2 separate regions of the Homo sapiens genome follow, and region 2 is linked to region 1. Evidence: read pairs that join two places in POLR2A ChIA-PET (ENCODE). Cell type or tissue: OCI-LY7. All regions are shown on one strand.

The links. Peaks named below come from ENCODE experiments on the same cell type or tissue, not always from the same donor. Only the 100,000 strongest peaks of a DNase experiment are listed, where the experiment ranks them.
Region 2: POLR2A ChIA-PET joins it to region 1 with 5 read pairs; 2 of 35 experiments call an interaction of 5 or more read pairs at or near these places.

What each region holds. Positions count from the first base shown.
Region 1 is chr11:112,049,961-112,052,460 of GRCh38, reverse strand. DLAT (dihydrolipoamide S-acetyltransferase) reads right to left here. Exons shown (of 14, transcript NM_001931.5): 11 at 1,112-1,227. Among named protein-coding and RNA genes, the nearest start is that of PIH1D2, 23 kb to the left of the region's middle. In OCI-LY7, no CTCF peak of the experiment used is centred here; a DNase peak (open chromatin) is centred at 1,530; H3K4me3 peaks cover 1,314 bases; H3K27ac peaks cover 2,500 bases.
Region 2 is chr11:112,155,759-112,158,258 of GRCh38, reverse strand. The region is part of intron 1 of IL18 (interleukin 18); the gene reads left to right. Among named protein-coding and RNA genes, the nearest start is that of IL18, 7.1 kb to the left of the region's middle. RefSeq lists a silencer at 699-993. In OCI-LY7, no CTCF peak of the experiment used is centred here; no DNase peak of the experiment used is centred here.

The DNA of each region.
Region 1 (2,500 bases):
TAATCAAACCCAAGGAAGAGGTCACAGCAACAAGTTTGTAGCCAGTCAGTTACAAGTATGAGTGGCCTACACTTTTGACTGGCATCTGAAGTGAGGGCAGTCTTGTAGGACTGAGCCCTCAATCTTTGGGATCTGACACTATCTACAGGTAGACAGCACCAGAATTGAATTGAATTGAATTAGAGGAAATCACTGCAGAATTAATTGTTTGGTTGGTGTGTGGGGAAACCCTCCCCACCCCTGCCTCTACTCATCTGGTCACAGAAGCGGTGCTGTGACTGTGTGACAGCAAAGTACAAAGGAAAAAAGTTTGTTTTTTTCCTTTCAGAATAAGAATAACATAGAAGCATCTACACAGCAAGAAACGAATAGGCTTAGGAGTCAGAATCTTGGTTCTAATCACAGTCCTAACACTAATTTATTAACTCAGGGCAAGTTACTTAACTCACGGAGTCTGTTTCTTTATCTAGAAATGGAAGTGAAAGCACTTAAATCATAAGATAGTCATGAGAATTGAATGAGATAAAAGAGACACACTGAGTACCATACTACTCTATACCATTGTATTATTAACAATTACTGTTCTAATTTTGCCCGTAAAGTTCAGGAGAATGAAAATCATCTGTTTAACCCTGCTTTGTGACAGTCATTATCAACTTAATTACACATATTTGTTCACTAATCTCCCTTTGCTGAACTCATACAAAGAATCTATAGCCTTTACTAGCTAAATCCAGCAATATCGCAGGCTGGACACTGTGGCTCACACCTGAAATCCCAGAACTTTGGGAGGCCGAGGCTGTAGAATTGCTTGAGCCCAAGAGTTCAAGACCAGCCTGGACAACAGAGCAAGACCCTATCTCTTTAAAAAATAAATCAACAACAACAACAAAAACAAAAACAAAAACAAGGTTGAAAATTGGGGCCAGTAAGAAAAAAAAGTAAAAAGCAGTAACTCATAAACATTTTTGTGTTGTTTTCAAGTTGTTTGACCTATGTAAGTCATCTGCCTCTCTGTATTCCATTTCTCCTTATCCCCTCAACTCCACTCACACATTAAATAATACAAGAAAACTACCGATGGATATATATCTTCCCCAGTTATACTTACTGTCTTATAACTGTGTCCATCCAAGAAGAATTTGCTTCGGGAACTTTTAAACATGCCAAAGCTGAAGCTTTTATGATGAAGTCATTGACAGAAATTTTGCTTCTCCCTTCTAATATCTGGAAAGACAAGAAGAACTGTAGTTTCTTCTTTTTTAATTTTAATTTTAATTTTAAGTTTCAGGGTGCATGTGCAGAATGTCCAGGTTTATTATATAGGTAAACATGTGCCATGGTGGTTTGCTGCACCTGTCAACCCATCACCCAGGTATTAGGCCTCACATGCATCAGCTATTTTTCCTAATGCTTTCCCTCCCCGGACAACTGTAGTTTCTAAATTCTCTCACCAAAGAGTAAAACTGTATAATCGTGAGAAAAGGAGGAAGAGAAAGAGAATATACAAATATCCTGAGGTGGAAAGAAAGAAATGAAACCAAACATTGGTTCTTTCATCTTTTTAAATGCGGACTCTTACAGCTGTTTCCTGCTAAGCACTGCTTTAGCATAATCCCATAAGTTACAGTATGTTATGTCATCATTTTCATTCATCTCAACAATAACAAAATTTGGTTCTTTGAAAAGATCAATCAAATGACAACCACAATGATAAATGTTTAGTTAGACTGACCAAGAAGAGGAGAGAAGACTAGAATTTCTAAAATTAGGAGTGAAATAGGGGACATTACTATCTACCTTACAGAAGTAAAAAGAATTATAGGGAATACTATGAACAACCATACAGACACAAGCTACCAAAACTGAACCAAGGAGAAACAAAAACTCTGAATAGACCTATAACTAACAAAGAGATTGAACTGGTAATTTAAAAACTACCCATGTAGAAAAGCTTAGACCCAAATGGCTTCGTCAGTATTCTACCAAATATTAAAGAAGAATTAATATCAATTCCTCACAAATTCTTTCAAAGAAAAATCAAAGAAGAGCAAGAAACACTTCCCCACACATTCTGTAAGGCCGGGATTAGCCTGATACCAAAACCAAAGACGACATTAGAAGAAAAAAAAAAAAAAGTACACACTAATATCTTATGAATATAGATGTAAAAATCTTCAACAAAACGCTAGCAAATAAAATCCAGCAATATATAAAAAGGATCATTCACCATGATCAAATCTGATTTATCCCAAGAATGCAAATTTCCATTAACATCTGAAAATCCATTAATGTAATAATGTCCTAACAGAATACAGGACAAAAAACACATAATCATCTCAACAGACACAGAAAGAGCATTTGATAAAATTCAATACCCCTTTTCATGATCAAAACACTCTTACTAACTGGGAACAGGAGGGAACTTGCTCAACCTGATCTATGGAAACCTCACAACTATTTAATGACCAAAGACTTATTCTCCCAAAGATCGAGAACA
Region 2 (2,500 bases), 110 kb before region 1:
CCCAGCCTTTGGGAGGCCAAGGCGGGCAGATCACCTGAGGTCAGGAGTTTGAGACCAGCCTGACCAACATGGAGAAACCCGCCCCCCTCACTACTAAAAGAATACAAAATTAGGCCGGGCACAGTGGCTTACCCCTGTTATCCCAGCACTTTGGGAGGCCGAAGCAGGAAGATCACCTGAGGTCAGGAGTTCGAGACCAGCCATGGAGAAACCCGTCTCTACTAAAAATACAAAATTAGCCGGGCGTGGTGGTGCATGACTGTAATCCCAGCTACTCAGGAGGCTAAGGCAGAGAATCACTTGAACCCAGGCAGTGGAGGTTGCAGTGAGCCGAGATCGTGCCATTGCACTCCAGCCTGGGCAACAAGAGCGAAACTCTGTATCCAAAAAACAAAAGAAAAGAAAAGGTAACCTTGAACTATGTGAGATCTTTAGAAATGCATTCTTTCTGTAAAATGTGACTACATTTGCCTTATTTATGGTAAAAATGTTGAGGCCTCAAACAACCCATATTTTCTCGGTCTCCCCGCTGCCTAGCCTTTGTTCACATTGCTTCTTCTTGGTGGAAGCTCTTCCTCTGGCCTTGAAAATGCCTGCTTCTCTTTCAAGGTAGCACAGTCATCACTTTCTGTGGTAACCTTCTCCAGCACCATCAAACAGAAAGAATGAATCTCTTGTAAATTCAGCTCTTACGTCATTCATTACATTATTTTGTAACTCTTTATAGATTCTTCTCTCCCACTAGACTCTGAGTCACTGGAGAGTAGGAGCCAACTCTCATTCATGTGTGGTTTGGTCAGCTACTGGCCACATTCCTGATGCATAGTTAATGCTCAAACCTTAACTGGTGAATCAGCTCAAATATTGTCCTTCTCTAAATCCATTCACTCATTGACTAACTATGTACTCAAAATAGTAAACACCAGTAATTTAATCCAATTCCTGCCCATACTGCTTGGTACATTTCAGGTGAATTAGTTTGATAAATATGTGTGTATTACATAATATTAAAGTATGTACAGAAGATCATGCTAATCATTATTTCACCAACTGATAACTAATCAAAACATAGAGTGCCTCTCAGGTTAACAAATGTCTGCCTTCTCAGTTAATGCAGTCATTAACAAACACCTTCTGATGCTGATAATAGGGCCTTGTTCAGCAATGAAGCCATAAAGGTGAATAAAGAACATGCCCTCGTGGAGCTCACAGCCTAGTCATTATTGTTCTGATTTTTAATATTAATGTTGGTTTGGGTTTTGGTGAAAAATGTTTAGACTTATCTTAGTGATCTTTTCATCCTTTGCTATATTATTTTTCTCTAAGAGTCTTCCTTATCCCCTCCTTTAAAAAACTAGGTGATAATTCTAAATTGTAAATTTAAATATTATAAATAGCTTATAAAATTTAATATTTATAATATTTAAATGTTTGATAAATATTTAAATTTTATAATATTTAAATGTTTATTTAAATTCATTTGTACATCAGTTTTTATTTTATTTAAATGTGTTGGCCAGGCATGGTGGCTGACACCTATAATCCCAGAACTTTGAGAGGCCAAGTCAGGCAAACCATTTGAGCTCAGGAGTTTGAGACCACCCTGGGCAACGTGGTGAAACCCTGTCTCTACCAAACATATGAAAACTTATCTGGGTGTGGTGGCACGCATCTGTGGTCCCAGATGGGAGTCCCAGGCTAAGATGGGAGAATCGCTTGAACCCAGGTGAGAGGGGTGGGGTGGATGTTGCAGTGAGCTGAGATCGTGCCACTGCACTCCAACCTGGGTGACAGAGTGAGACTCCATCTCAAAAAAAAAAAATGTTATCTAAATAAGATAAATTTAATAACTGTTCGCACTTAGATGAGCATAAGGAACTAAACCTAGATAAAACTATCAAATAAGGCCTGGGTACAGTGACTCATGCCTGTAATCTCAAGCACTTTGGGAGGCCAAAATTATACAAAGTTAGTTGTATAACACCAACTAACAACTATTTTGGGGTTAGCTTAATTCAGATTAATTTTTTTTAAACTGAGTTTTAAATTCCTGCTTACTCTACCATACATGCTAGGCCTCATATTATGCTAGAAAAATTTTGAGCACAGATTTATGAATACTCTCCTGCATACCATTTAATTTTTAAACAAATTTTAATGCAGTATATATGTGCCTTTTTACCAACACATTAAATAATAAGATCTACTGTGAGGACTAAACTTCTGTAATTTCAAAGTAGTAATGAGTTTAAACCATGTCTCAAGATCTCTGCAATAATTGTAGCACAACAGAAAATAGGTATTTCTATTAATGACAGAGTCACAAGTACTACTAATAATACTGTGGTTTGTTTCCTGCAACTAATCATGGGAGGAATGCTAAATTTCAGAGGTTGGTGAAAATACATGTGTATTTTTTTCCCCATCCAAGTTCACAGATTTCTCACACTGAGAACTCCTATTCCATAACAAAATTCTGGAAGCCTGCACACCGTATTGG